Linked DNA regions of Homo sapiens: region 2 is linked to region 1. Evidence: chromatin loops called from intact Hi-C (ENCODE). Cell type or tissue: CD4-positive, alpha-beta T cell. All regions are shown on one strand. Links, peaks and the distances in the headings refer to the core of each region. The heading gives the core; the rest is flanking DNA.

What was found. Hi-C counts contacts between places; a loop is a spot of excess contacts. Peaks named below come from ENCODE experiments on the same cell type or tissue, not always from the same donor. Only the 100,000 strongest peaks of a DNase experiment are listed, where the experiment ranks them.
Region 2: a loop joins it to region 1, with 4 times the contacts of the local background. A loop is called at or near these places in 87 of 110 quality-filtered maps.

Annotation. Positions count from the first base shown.
Region 1 is chr12:116,232,166-116,240,793 of GRCh38, forward strand. MED13L (mediator complex subunit 13L) reads right to left here. Exons shown (of 31, transcript NM_015335.5): 2 at 5,303-5,540. Among named protein-coding and RNA genes, the nearest start is that of MED13L, 41 kb to the right of the region's middle. RefSeq lists an enhancer at 5,010-5,154 and a cis regulatory region at 5,082. In CD4-positive, alpha-beta T cell, for the core only: a CTCF peak has its summit at 4,159; a DNase peak (open chromatin) is centred at 4,196; H3K27ac peaks cover 420 bases.
Region 2 is chr12:115,998,107-116,005,589 of GRCh38, forward strand. It overlaps MED13L (mediator complex subunit 13L), which reads right to left. Exons shown (of 31, transcript NM_015335.5): 14 at 4,897-4,996. Among named protein-coding and RNA genes, the nearest start is that of LINC02463, 120 kb to the left of the region's middle. RefSeq lists enhancers at 1-411, 295-344, 412-911. In CD4-positive, alpha-beta T cell, for the core only: no CTCF peak of the experiment used is centred there; no DNase peak of the experiment used is centred there.

The sequences.
Region 1 (8,628 bases), core at 2,567-6,566:
AGAAAAAGCAATATTTATGTCTCTAAATTCACAACAAAGGGTAATAACTGCCAATCTACCCCTGCACTGACAATAAAACCAATTCAGAAGACTTCTGATACTGTTATAGGGACAATCATTTTTAGAGTTGTACAGATGTATCCTTAATTTATATGTCTAATAATCAAAAAAAGAGACAACATAAATTTTAAAATTGTAGACAGTGCATATTTAGTGCTAAATATTTGTGGTAGAAAATATACCCCAAAAATTGGCTATTTCTATCCCCTTGGGAATTAAAACCAGAAATAATATGCTTTATTTTAACTAGGCTTCAATATCCTCGCATTATCAAATCATTAAAAATTTTCACAAATTTATTATAAGTCAATCTGCCGGGAGTGCAATACTGCGCTACATTAGAACCTCATAAAATACGTTTCATTAACTGATTCGACAAACATTCTTAAGCACATACTAGGCTGAATCTGATACTTCTCCTTCTGGACCAGAGATTTGTAATGCTTTGGGGCAAGCAATTGGCAGTTCTGTGCTTGCTCTCTGTACTATTTTGGGTTTTCCAGATTGCATGTCTTTCCCACCACTAACTAACAGGCAGTGAATTGGCGAGAATATTGTGTTTATTTAAAAAGCATTTGTTGCCAGGCCCAGTGGCTCACGCCTGTAATCCCAGCACTTTGGGAGGCCGAGGCGGGCGGATCGATTGAGGTTGGGAGTTTGAGATCAACCTGGCCAACATGGTGAAACCCCATCTCTACTAAAAATACAAAAATTGGCCAGGTGTGGTGGCATACACCTGCAATCCCAGCTACTCAGAAGGCTGAGGCAGGAGAATCATTTGAACCCGGGAGGCAGAGGTTGCAGTGAGCCAAGATTGCATCACTGCACTCCAGCCTGGGCAACAGAGCAAGACTCTGTCTAAAGGAAAAAAAAAAAAAAAAAAAAGTAAGAAGTATTTGTTTGGTAGATTAGGAGAAGTCCACTCAGCACACTGTATTAATCTCTAAAACTTAAATTAAAATGTAGAATTTAGTCAAGCCAAAACAGCAAAGGTATAATAAAAGTGTTAAAGACTATTAATATGAATTATAGTATATAATCATTAGTATTTTTAATTTAAATACATCTGTATCCTGAACAGAATATTTAAGTTTATATTCCAATTTAGAATTTTAAAATCACAATATTATGGTTTCCCTGTACACATTAATCCTGTATTATTACTAAGTTAATCTTCCTAATTATATCGCTTTCCTGATCAGAAATGTTTAATTCCTCAAAATCTATCAAATTAAGTCTAAATGTCTTATCCTTGGTTCTGTGTACTCCATACTATGACCCACCTACTCAGCCTTTTAGAGGGGAGACTATTTCACTCCTACCCTAAGCCCCAGGTAACCTGTTCTTGCCACAATTCATTCGCAGCCTGTAGGTCTTTGCACAGTAGCAGTAGCAATAGTTACAATTATAGATTAACTGCTATATATGCTGCTCTAAGTACTTTTAATTTTTCTTAACCTCATAACCTAATTCACAGTGAGAAAACTGAGGCACAGTTTAAGTTAAATAATTAGATCAAGAATACACAGCTAGTGACTATGCAAGCATTCAAACCCAAGCAACCCAGAGCCCGTGCTCTGAATCACTACACCACACGCATTAACAATTCCCCAGACAGGAACCCAAGTGTTTATCCAAGTGACAAGGACAGATTATAAATGTGTTATAGCCTTCTCTCAGACTATTTCAGAGATATGTCAAGCAATTAAACAAAAAGTATAATATCATAAAACTAACTTGTGTGTGTACCCTGTAGGATTATTCTCATTTTATGGGATACTTTATACATTTAAATGCAAGATGGTTGCTTTGGTATTACATCTCACCGTGAGGTTTCTTGGTAGGACGCTATTTGGAGTACGCTATGAAGACAAAGGGAAATGCCAAATAACTAAAAAGCAATTTAAGAAACAATAAAATGCCTCTATTAAAAAAAATGTTAAATAATGGTAATGTCATGCTTAATTTAAGCCAGCTAACAGGATTCTGCTATTTATTTATTTATTTATTTATTTATTTATTGAGATGGAGTCTTGCTGTGTTGCCCAGCAGAGTGCTGTGGCGTGATCTCAGCCCACTGTAACCTCTGCCTCCCGGTTTCCAGCGACTGTCCTGTCTCAGCCTCTCCAGTAGCTGGGATTACAGGCACCCACCACCATGCCCAGCTAATTTTTGTTTATTTTTACTAGAGAGGGGGTTTCACTATGTTGGCCAGGCTGGTCTCCAACTCCTGAACTCAGGTGATCCTCCTGCCTAGGCCTCCCAAAGTGCAGGGATTACAGGCGTGAGCCACCGTGACCAGCCAGGAAATGCCAAATAACATAAATAAGCAGCAATGTAAGAAACAGTAAAATGTCCCTATTTAAAAAATGTTACAAATAATGGTAATCTCATGCTTAACATTAAAGCCTGCTAAAAGGATTCTGCTACTATTTATTTATTTTATTTTTTGAGACAGGTGTCACTTTGTTGCCCAGGATGGAGTGCAGTGGCATTATCTCTGCTCACTGCAACCTTGGCCTCCTGGGTTTAAGTGATCCTCCAGCCCCAGTCACCCGAGTAGTTGGAATTACAGGTGCACGTCACCACACCTGGCTAATTTTTTTTTTTTATTTTTTGTAAACACAGGGTTTCACCATATTGGTCAGGCTGGTCTCAAATTCCTGGCCTCAAGCATTTGGGCCCCCTCAGCCTCCCAAAGTGTTGGGATAACCAGCGTGAGCCACCATGCTCCGCCTATAATTTATTTTACCCAAAATAAAATGACTCAAATATATTAGAGAATGAAATAGATTCTAAAATATCTCCACTTTGTATGGCTACCAATTAAAATATTCTCTTTGTATCCTTCAGTTTTTCATGACTGCTATCGTATTTCCCCTTATTTGAAACAAAGTTGTCTTTATGACTTATTTTTCTAATTAAGGCTAGATATTTTCTGTTATTAGGTTGAACCATACATTACCTTTTTCAACTACTTTTACCTACAAAAATGGACACTTCATATAAATGAATCTAAAAACTTGCTCAAAATTCATATTAAAAAGAGGAGACGCACTCAATGAAATTATAATTATTCCATTACTGTAATACTTTCCTGATAGAATACAAAATATAAACAGTTTATACCACTATCAAACTCCAAAGAAAAGTAATCATTCCCAAGAGAAAATATTCACAATACTACATTTAATTAGAAAATTAGAAAAACTGTATGGTACCAATTTCATTTACACATAAAACATCTAAAACTCTTTCAGACTTCAGTATTTTTATTTCTTTGTTCTCTCCATATGATGACTGTTTTCCTAATTTTCTAACTTAAATGTAGTGTTTCTGTAATTTTAAAAATATCTAAAAATAATTCAATCTTTGCTTAACTCTTTACCAAAAAATACTTAAGATATTAATTTACACATGCAATCTAAAGCAACTATCCCAAAATTTAAATGCCCTACTCCTTTTTGTTAACTCAGTAACAAAGCCCATGAAAAATAACACAATAATTTAATAAGCTATTTCTAAGAACACTGACGATTTTCTCCGTTGGCATAGATAAATAAATTTATTCTATATTATCAACTAAATAACCCTCATTAGCAGTTGGGTTTGGTTTCCTCATCATTACAAAATTATATGTACCACACTAACAAAGAGCAGACCAAAAAGCTAAAACGTAAGAGATTAATACAGAGAAACAGAAGATGACAGTCAGAAACAATCATGAAAGATAAGAAAGACACTTTTTAAAAAGCTTTATACCTCTCTACTACATAGGGAAAAAAAGTAAAAATATGTTTTCATATTTTAATGGACAAACAAAAATGTTGTAATTATCTTCTAGGTGACATCTTATTTTTAAAATTCTGATAAACAGAATCCAGATGTTCTGAAACTCTAATTTTACCTAAGTTAACTGCTAACTACATAGAACAGGCTTTGAGATGAATGTTAAGTTCTGGGACTTTGCTGATTACCCAGCTAAGCAAGCAATGTCACCCACAATGGTTCTCTTATTTATAGACCAAATACCCTAAAAAATATCAGGATAAAGGTTTGAGCTGAACAGACAAATGGACCATAAAGTAAACAGTTCAATTAGTCCATTGTGGTTTACCGCCCTCTGGCTGCTGTGGCAGGAGATATCACAGATAAAAAATGGCTGCCAAGAAAAACTAGCAAGGTGTCAAGCAAAAGTTGGCAGGAAATCCTTCAGGCAAATGTAAAAGCTTTAGAACAGAGCCTCGAACATACATTACAGTTAGTTTTACTCCTTCCTTTAAAAAAAAAAAACATTAAAAACATCAAGTAACAAAACATTTCAAACACGATCTGAAATTTTTCAGACACAGATTAACACAATATAGTTTGGAGATAATAAAAGATGGTTCTAAGAGACTAAGTCAAAAAGAGTTAATACCCTAACTAAAGATTAGAATTAGTCTTGCTTGAGAAAATCCCTTTGCATACTAAATAGAAACACTTAGATAAAAAGGTAAAAATTTTTACCAGAAATTCAAAGACAACTGATAAAAGTTCCTGCTCATAAAACTGTGGTAAATATATAAAGCAGCACAGAAAAATGAAACTCTTACATTAATTCAGTTTCCAGATATCAGATGCAATCTGAAGCTAAAAATCAGGCAACACCGGAGCCAATGTTTCCTGGAATCACCAAATTACATGAAAAACAGAAATAAAAGCAAAAGAAAATTTGCTACACCCAATTCAGACCAGATCCCATATATTCATCTTTCCTCAAAATACTATTCAATGTAATCTCACAATTTTGTCCAATTAGGCTCAAAACTAAATTTCTGTATCACTCTCCAATTTTCCACCAAAGAGTTCAGCTGGCAGTGAACCATAACAACCACAGTCCAAGGAAAAAAACAGTAACTGTTCAATTCACTGTCTTGTTAGTTACTCACAATTCACTATCATTTAAAAACAGTGGATCTTAGCCTGGTTTCCACCCCACCGCACCCAGGAGACACAATACTCTCATTTAACAGCAGCGGTTCACAAGGTTCTGATTCTCAGCATAACTGGAAAAGGACAAGAGTTAGGAAAAAAAAACAGGGATGGGAGGAAGAGGGGTGAGAATGTTCCTTTTGAGAGAGACATCCATGAAACACTTAAGATCGTTCTTTTAGACAAGTCTTAATAATCTGTTTGAAATTTATCAATGTTCAAAAAAATATGATGCAAATAATTTTTAAGAAAAAAACAGAAACCTTACCCTGCAGTTCATGATGTATTACACCCACTAGGTTGGGTTCATCTCCCCACCAGAATATCCATAACTCTTTGCAATCTGGTTTGACATCACGACGCCATACACAAAGCAGGTTAGCTTGCAGACAGCGGATGAAACTTAACAGAATTGGATCATCTTGGGCTGGGGCTGAAATTATGGGTCCACAGTCCCCATGCCCTCCAAAATTGTACCTACGCCATTTGATTCCCGTGAGTTCAGCCTGGAAAAAGACAAAAAATTGTAATCGTTTTCTCATTTTACTTACAGACCACTAAAAACAGTCTTCCATACAGAAAAGCAATTGTGCTAAAATAAATATTTACACGAAACTTCATATCATAAGATTCCTCCCAGTGAAGAATGTATGTCAATCTTCTCGAATTTTAAGGTGGGAGAAACTTTCTATCAAGATTTCTACATAGCTCTTTACATTAAATACTAAAATAAAACAAGCTGATAATCATTATTTCCTGTTGAATAATTTAATTTGTCTAAACACTTACTATAAAGTCTCTATGCAGAAAACTATTTTCTATGTTATCATTCAATATTCAACTCACAAATTATATTTAGAAATCAAGTAAGATTTTAAAAATAAGTTTGTATATATGAAATAATTTCTTTCAAATAATTTCTTCCCATCCACAAGCCACAGTTTAAGTCCTTTTTTAATTAGGGAAGCAGTTAGCATGAAGTACGAGAGTGTTTCATCATGAATGCCAAAAGTCTATTTAGGTAGAAGCAATTAAGAAAACTGATACAAAGTTATCAGCAATTTATTCATGTTTTTTAACATGTAGCAAACAGAAAAGCTTTGCTTCTATAACAATTCCCTAATGTAGTTTGGTATTTTATTTTTTACACACATTGTAAAACATGAGAACTTGCAACCAGCAGAGAACAAATACTGTATCTTTGATCCATTACATACGTTTATATTTCAAGATGTCTTAAATCTTAAGTTAAGAGCTAAACTTCAAAGAGGTTTCAACACAAGCGAAAGCTAAATTTCTTAAAGTTATAAACTACAGCTATATATTGAAAACTAATAGTAAAACAGATTCATAATTTAATTCTGTACCAAACAGCCCAGGTGGCCCTTGCATTGAATCCTTACTCACGCATCTCCTTCCCCACAAGGTCAGTTATTTTTGTTAGCAAGTTGTTTGCAAAAATAACATGTACCACTAGGTAGAAAACAGCCATATCTTCTACTAACATAATTGAAACATATTAAAAGTGCTAAAGCAATCAATCACTATAATGACCACATTTAAGAAAAAGAAAAATCACCTTTCATTTAATCCAAATTAAAAAGGTTTTGCTTCAGGCTGAGCACGGTGGTTCACGCCTGTAATCCCAGCACTTTGGGAGGCCTAGGCGGGCAGATCATGAGGTCAGGAGTTCGAGACCAGCCTGACCAACATGCTGAAACCCCGTCTCCACTAAAAATACCAAAATTAGCCGGGCGTGGTGGCGTGTGCCTGTAATCTCAGCTACTCAGGAGGCTGAGGCACAAGAATTGCTTGAACTTGGAAGGCGGAGGTTGCAGTGAGCCGAGATCGTGCCACGGCACTCCAGCCTGAGTGACATGCCACAGCACTCCAGCCAGGGTGACAGAGTGAGACTCTGTTTCAAAAAACAAAAACAAACAAACAACAAAAAAAAAGGTTTTGCTTCAAAAAAGTTACAAAGATAATATACAAACTAAAAATATCTAAAAATCAGTAACTTATATTTTACGCTGAGATACGCAAATCTAAATTTTTAATGAATATGTTTAGTAAAAAGCTGGCACTGGCATCATTTAGGGTTTCCCTATATGTTACTTGGTTTCCTCTAAATATAAAAGCACTACATGGCCAATATAAAAAGTTCAGAAGTAATACACCATAATCACATTATAATAATCACTAGCATCCTACTGTATATGTCCTTCCTCTTTTTCTGTACATATACTTTTTAAAGTTGGAACCATATTGCATGATTTATATTTTTCACTTATTTTTATATATTACTAATTATTCTTCAAAATACACTTTTAATCTTTGCATAATATTCTATTCATTGGAAAAAATATAATTTAGCCATCCCATACCAACTGGACAATCTTCCATTTTATTTCCACTACTGTAATTACTATAATTGGTTAACATCCTTGAACACTGTTATTTTCCTGATTATTTCCTTTAAAGAGATTGCTTGATACTGAATTACCAAAGAATATATCAAGACTCATGATGAGTGCTACCACGTTACTGTTCAATTAATAGTCTCCCCAATACAAATAGCCACCTCCCAAATTGCATATCTTTTAAAATATCGGCCAATTGAATAGAACGGTATGTACTTGTATTAATACATAGTCCTTGTTCTGCTAGGAGGAAATCAGTATGCGGTATCACATCTTTGATCAGATGGGGCCACCATTCCTGGGTTTGAATCCCAGCTCTGCACTAACTCATTGGTTAAATGAGTCAGTATACATATGAAGCATTTATAAAAGACAGTGTCTGGGACATAGCAAAAACTGTAAATGATATTTTCATTATACCACTAGTAGTAGTACTATTTCTTTCACTTTGAGTTGTCTGTTCATACCCTTTGTCCATTTTTCTATCTTACAAGTTCCTTTTTTTTTTTCTGAGATGGAGCCTCGCTCTGTCACCCAGGTTGGAGTGCAGCAGTGCAACACTGGCCTCCCAGGTTCAGGCAATTCTCATGCCTCAGCCTCCTGAGTAGCTGGGACTACATGCGTGCACCACCACACCTGGCTAATTTTTGTATTTTTAGTAGAAACGGGGTTTCATCATGCTGGCCAGGCTGGTCTCAAACTCCTAACCTCAAGCGGTCCACCCACCTCGGCCTCCCAAAGTGCTGGGATTATACAGGTATGAGCCACTGCGCCTGGCCAAGTTCCTTTGTTTCTTCAAATAAAAGCAATGTGTATGTTTTAATCAGAAACCCTGACATCAATCTATAAACATCAAAGAAGGAAACAAAAATAAAAAGAAGTTGAAATCCAAAAAGGTAAGCAGAAGATTTATTTTATTTTTTTTTTTTTGGAGACGGAGTCTCGCCCTGTCACCCAGGCTGCAGTGCAGTGGCGCGATCTCGGCTCACAGCAAGTTCCGCCTCCTGGGTTCACACCATTCTCCTGCCTCAGCCTCCCGAGTAGCTGGGACTGACTACAGGCGCCCGCCACCGCGCCCGGCTAATTTTTTGTATTTTTAGTAGAGACGGGGGGGTTTCACTGTGGTCTCGATCTCCTGACCTCGTGACCCGCCCACCTCCGCCTCCCAAAGTGC
Region 2 (7,483 bases), core at 1,958-5,957, 230 kb before region 1:
GCGGTTCTGAACTCCTTCTTTAAAAAAAAAGTTTCCTTTAATACACCTGTAGTAAAAAATTATCACTACAGTAGTTCATTAAGGCACTGATTCTTAAAAAGTAGACCTATTGAAAAGTTGTAGTTGTAAAATTTGGCCACTAGGGGGTGGCCTATGCAGCAAATTTTTTAAGTTTGGAGCCACAGGTTTTTAAATCAGTGATTTAATGTCCCAGTTTCCTATCCTATTGCTCTTTCCAACAACTTCAAGATTTAAACAGACCAATAATAACCACTGAATCACTAAGATCTGACTCCTAGCTCCGAATCAGAAATTAACACTGGGCAACTGTACCGTGCTGTGCTCACGGCTACCCAGTCCAGGTGCTGGGGACTTAGATCTGCTGTGGTCAGGTCACTTCCCCCCTTGGGGCCTTGGTTCCTTCATCTAACAGGGAAGGCAGGGCTAGATGGATGACTCTCAATGGGCCTACTTGCTTTGCTTTGTTTGTGAGGGGAGAGGAAAGCTTTCAAACACCTCAGCATATGGAGGCAGAAGAAAAGGTGAGAACTTCTGAATTACATAATCTTTACCGTGTTTCTAAGTGAAACAACTGTATAATCCTAAATCATTTAGCCTCTCTTGGCCTGTGGAGTTATTTGTAAAATAAGGAGAGGGAGAGGCCAATCAGCAGGGTTGTTAATTCCAACATTCATTTCCATTAGCGATGCTCCACTGCTACTTATTTTCTATAATAGGAATCTGTATCTGATTTCATTATACAAAAAAGTACCTGCTGCTTCTAAAAAAAAGAAGAAGAAAAAACTAAAAATCCCAAGTTGATCTTCAAGGCACCTTAAAAATTTATAGAAGTAGAAACATGAGCCAAGCCAAACAAGAAACTGGCAGAAAACTATTTGAGAGGCTACATAACCGATACACTCTGAGGTGGAAAAACAGGACTTAAAATGTAGCAGGAACCAGATCAGTAAGTTTTCTTTAAAACAAAGCCAAGATCTTTAATATAAAGTTAGTCTACACTGGAGGCCGGGTGGGATAGCTCACACCTATAATCCCAGTACTTTAGGAGGCCAAGGCAGGCAGATCATTTGAGGTCAGGAGTTCGAGACCAATCTGGGCAATATGGCGAAATCCTGTCTCTATTAAATAAATACAAAAATTAGCCAGGCATGCTGGCAGGAGGCTGAGGCACAAGAATCTCTTCAACTGAGGTGGCAGAGATTGCAGTGAGCCGAGATCTCGCCACTGCAATCCAGCCTCGGTGAAAGAGAAAGACTCTGTCTCAAAAAAAAAAAAAGTTCATCTACGCTTGAAATAAATCCATCACCTTTAACCTTTAGTCCCTATTCCTCCTCTCAAGCCGAAGAACAGCTACTACAAAACTGTAATATAATTTGAGTTATATTTTAAAACATAATTCTGCTTCATAAAATCTTCAAAGTCACATTGCCATAAATCTTAATAGCCAGTGTAGCTCTTTGTGAAGTACAGAAATTGTATAAATTCTCTTTAAGTTAAAAGGATGAGCTTAAACATAGCCTTTCTTATAAGTATCCTATGACACAAGATTTTGCAAAAAAAAAAAAATAGTTCTATTAAATTTGTTTTTACATTTCCTGTAAGAAACATAATAAAGGCATTTCCACCCACTTAGTGTTAGCTGACTTCTTTGATCTTCCTGAACGCACGCATATATCTCAGTTTTCAAAGCCTCAGCCACCCTGTTAATTTTAGCAAAGGTAAACAGAGAACACACAAAAAAGCAGGGATGAAATTCTACCTCCAAGAGAGTCACTTTATAAAGTGGTCTTTATCATTGTTACTATCAGATATTCTTAAGGAAGACTCAGTCTGTCTCACTTCAATTTCCTAATCCGTAAAATGGGAAAAATATCTACTTCATATTTTTTGTGCATATTGAGATAATGTATGCTCAGAAGTGAACACTTTGCTGCAAACATCTAAACATTCAGCAAATGATGAACTCAGTACAAATTAATTCTCCCTCCCAAACCTGGATTGGAAAAAGATGGAACCACTGTCAAGTTTTGGGACTTTCTGAAAATATATGACCCTAAAGAAATTTTGAGATGACCAAAGGGAATCGGACTCAAAGTGGGTAAAGCAGAAAGAACACACAGACTCCAAGAAACACTTTGGTCCTCCAAAATAGAAACATGATTTGTCTCTTCAATTTTCTTCCCAGAAAACGGCTAAAGCAAGGGTGGAAACAGCCACCAGGACGGACTGGAGGTGAGCTGTGCTGCCCACAGCGCTCTGCTTACTCCCATCCTGCCTATCTCTGCACTTCAGCGGGAACTCATAAGACACCCACCTGCTCCTGCCCAGCACTTTATGTATTCATGCACAGGATGGAAGACCTCCAACAAAGCAGCATTGTTGATTTCTTAGTGTTCTCCTCACCCCAGAGCACATGCCCAAGTCCCTTCCAAACCGTAAGGACTCTTGGAAAATAAACAAATGAACCAACCCCAAAATCCAACTCTTTCCTTTTGTCTATTCAAAGACTCATACTTTAAACTGATGTGCTTTCAAATGCGAAAATTTGTAAGAAAGTGGTTAATAATAAAACCTAATAAAAACATGTTTTTACTATAACACAATACTACCTTAACATAAACTTGATATTAAAGTAAACCTATTTGTCACTGTTTGTTGCTGTCTTCAGCATTACATTCACAAATGAATAATGAGGAACCTATGCTTTCCAACACAATATCCACTGGCCACACGTGGCTACTGAGCACCCAAAATGGGGCTTGACCAAATAGAGATGGGTTGCATATGTAAAACATACACTGTATTCCCAAAACTTCATACCAAAAAAAAAAGTAAAATATGTACAACCATTATATATTACATTTTTATAAAAAAAGTGAAATACTGCAATAATTTTATACTAATTACATGTAAAAATAATATTTTGGATACTTAAATAAAATACTGTATATTATTAAAATTAATTTCTTTTTTTAAATAGCCACTAGAAAATGTGAAATTGCACATGTGGCTCTCATTTGTGGCTTCCCTTGTGTTTCTACTGGACAGTGTTGTTTAGACATTAATTTTGTTTTGTTTCTGTTTTTTGAGATGGAGTCTTGCTCTGTCGCCGAGGCTGGAGTGCAGTGGTGCTATCTCGGCTCACTGCAACCTCCGCCTCCTGGGTTCAAGTGATTCTCCTGCCTCAGCCTCCCGAGTAGCTGGGATTAGAGGTGCACACCACCATGTGGTGCCAAGTTTTGTATTTTAAGTAGAGATGGGGTTTCACCACGTTGGCCAGGTTGGTCTCCAACTCCTGACCTCAAGTAATCTGCTCACCTTGGGCTCCCAAAGTGCTGGGATTACAGGCTAGACATTAACTTTTATAATACATTTGTCTTCCCACTGCAATGCCCAAAAATCTATTGCTGAGATTAAAATATCTTGCCAGGCTATTTTCATTGTCATTTCTTGGGAGGAAATACTGTGTGTTCCCCTCACTCCCCCACCCCATCCCACAAATACATATGCTCTCACGAACACATATTTATATATATGCTTTGTACACATTAAAATGATCCTCTGTATTCTTGCATATCTGGGTTTTCCTGGTGTTAATATTCTGTGCTACATTTCATATTGATTCGTTTTTATAACGTGCACTTTATCATAAAATTTTGAATTTTGAGTAGCTTCTTTTTGAAATAATTCTTTTTTGGATAGAAATGAGAGAAAGGATAGAGCACACAATATACTTCACTTGGCAATGCTGCTAACTAGCAGGATGTCTGCGAGTGAAAAGCCTTGGCTGAGTTATCAGACATTCTAACATTTCACATCACTACGCATCACGTCATGTCAAAAAGGGTAAAGGATCAATGGATTCAAAAAAGAGGAAAAACTCACTCATCTGACCTGCACATATCTATTTTAATACTGTTTCTTTTAATCTGTGAAGTTCCATGTTTGTGAAATTCTGCAGTGCAGAGTAATAAAACAAGAAAAATGTTTAACTAAAAAAACTACAGCAACGGGCTGGCTATCATTATTCATTTTCACCCATGTCATGCTTGAGAAAGCTTTGCATATTTTAAAAAGCTATGGATCCACTAAAGCTGTCAAAATCCAATCTCTGTATACTTCCCAACTTCTAGATTTGAGTAAATCAGCACTACATTTATAGGTTCATAAAGCTTTTTGACTCATCCCTATGACATGGTGGTTTTTCCCCTCAATTTGTTCTCATTACCAGCTGAAGTTAATGAGAAGGTGTTAAAGAATGATTTGCAATGGAATTATGTTTCTGCTTCAGAGTATCCACATAAGCTACCCTTTTTTTTCCTCTTGTAGAATAATTTGGTTTCTTAGGGCAAAGAATATACTCAAAAAAAAGAGGTTCATCTCTTTGTCAGCATATATGGTAAAACTAGTTGATCTCAAAAGGAAACACAAAAACTTTAGTATGCATCTTGAAAAGGACCACTGAAATCAAATATCCAATATCCTTGAGTGAATTATATTTATAAAAACAGAAACATTTTACACAGTCTTATAATAGAGTATCAGTTTGAAAAATCACTTGTGCAGCATTTATTCTACTAGGAAAGGACTATTAGAAAAACAAACCTAAAACATGTTTTTCTACATTTTAAGCTATAAAAAGCTAATTCTTAACTGGAAAACAAAGGAAAGGAATTCAAATTAAGATGGTTTCTGTATATGATTAGCTGCCTGCCATCTCAGAACACCAATTTATATAGGTTTTAATTCACAGTTAGAATTCTGTCAAAAGGAAGGGAAATTTCAGATAAAGATAAAGCACCACTAAGTATGAGAATATTATATCTAAGTTACAGGCAGTGAGCCACAATGGCTCAGTCAAGTTTCTCTACCTACTTGGTGGATAAGGAACAGCAGCTCTTCCATCCTTCCCAAGAGGTCGGTCTTCTGTCCCAACTGCAGGCATTTTTGATGAGCGCAGAGCAGGTGATACAGCCTAAGAACAGACGGTGTTATTAAAACAGAGTGACGTGTATATAAGTAGGGCAGCATTCAAATATTTCCTAATGTATGCCTATTGGTAGATGCCTCTTGGTAGAAGCGTTTACCAGGTGAACCTCTAGAAATACCAACAGATAGTGAAACAAAGGAGATGGTTACAAGCTTATCAAGTGTAAGAAACAGTGAATTTTTTTCATGGATCTTGTGAGGGCAGATTGCGCCATCAAAGGAGAGCTTGCAGACCTTAAGCAATTCTTCCCTCCCAAGTCAATTTTCAGGGACACAGTGTTACATTAGGGTGGTGCCTCCAGTAGTAACTGACAATTGGTCTGGTTTCCCTTATACTTGGAAGCAAGCAGCTAAAAGGCATAATCTCAAGCCCTCCAATTCTTTTTTTTTTTTTGCATTTATCACAACAAACTATGTATCTTCTGTACCTATTTTTATAGTTACTATTTATCTTCACCAAAAATAACCTTATTGTGTAAAATTATTGAAATATTCAGAAGGTTTTTCTCTGATCTGTTATTCAAAAACAAACCAAGTGCATTACTGGGCAAGATTATCTTTAACATTAAATGAACTGGTGATGAATTAAAATAAAATATAAAATAAAGCAAAAAATGATTTTTACAAATAGAAGGCCTTTTATTTATTTATACTTATACAATGTCACAACATTGAAATGTAAAATTAAAATTAAATTCAAAGACACATGAGATGACAACTCAGCCAACAGCCTCCCAACTCCATTTACGAGTAGTAAGATGAATTAGCAATATATTCTAAGGTAAACCGCTCATGTGATTAAATGCCAGACTAAAAATCAGAGTAAAGCAAAAACACTCAGAGAAATGAAAATTTGATTGAAAATGTCCAATTCTCCTTTTCATGTTAATATTACTAAAAGTATATTCCCAACAGTTAAACATTTCTTCATTAAGCTTAATAGTAATTCATAATTTATACAAAGAATAAGTTCAGTGGCCCAGAGCAGAAACAATTACCAGGATGGTGGTCATGAACAGATCAGGCAGGCCACTCCAAAATGCTTGCTCTGTTCCTTTCTTTCTCCTCCTTTGACTTGTACCTCCTTTTCTTTTCATATTGGATTCCCATCACCATTGCCAAAGCACCTATCCTAACCCTCTGTATCTTTAAAACCAAACCCAGGCAGCACTTGGCCTCCAGTGGATAGTCAAATTCAATGCCTGGATCAGCAATGAAGAAATGAGTCATTTCTTCTACCAGAGTTTTTCACATTTTCATGTCCTTTTCCTTCATGTGGCCACTGTATAAATTCAGATTCTAGTGTTCCAATCCAACAAAAGTTACCAGATTAGAGGATTCCTGCTTTCGGCATATCAGACTGGAAAAAAAAATAGCCCTTCTGCCAGTTCAGTTCTATACTCAGCAGCCCTCAGAGGAACACATATTAGTACAGTTTAAAATCCAAAACTTTCCTAGACCTATCAGTCTCTAATCATCCAAAAAAACAGACCAATGGTCTGTTCCTTATCCCTGAAAGCTAATCTAGTTCGTTTTTGTTGTTTAATCAAGGCTCATTCCACACTTAAACTAATGTCCCTCCCCCTTCCTCTCAATGACCCCTTCTTTCCATATTTCAAGTACAATCCATTCTTCCAGACCATTATGATCTCCTCATCTTCTAAGTACTTATAACAGTAATGGTATATAATATCTGTTAGATACATTTTATTTTAAAGTTTGGGCTTTAGAAATGTTTCCTACTTAACTTTCAAGCCTTAACTTAAACACTGCTCCCCATCACTTGGTCACGTCGTATCTGAATGTCCAGCAACTTTAGATTCAGGTCTATTATTGTACTCACAGCAATAAGTACATTATAACTTTATGTGCCATTTCTCCTTATGTCTGTGAGTGTCTCAAGTATAAGGGTGGTAATTTAATCATATTTCTAACCTCAATGACTAGCCTTAGTACCACCACAAAGGAATTAACCTTCAAACAATTAACAAATGTATGTAAAACAGATGAATAGGGAGGTAGATAAGTGAATGAATGAAAGAAAAGTAAACTAATAAGCTGACCTTTTTGAAAACAGAGCCTATCTTACTCATCTCTAGATCTCCCAGAAAAAACAGGCACTTGTATTTGCCCAAAGGTACAGAGTTGGTTAGGAGGATGAGGACACACATTTCCTGACTCTTAGTTCTGCTGATCTCCAAAGAATTATAATAATTATTCTTCTCTGTCATTTTAATTGTATGCTGCCTTGTAGTATTTAACTTCTATGTATATAAATTCTATTCCCCTACAATGATGCCATGATCTTAAAAAGTATAAATCATATTTGCATACCTAACCTCTGACTTATTAGATGAATAAAAAGTTATGTGGGCATTACTTTAAAAATCAAACCTAAGGGACAATGTAATACATTTCTAGTAGTCCTGTGATATTTAGAAGAATTTATTACAATAAATGTGAGAGATTTTAA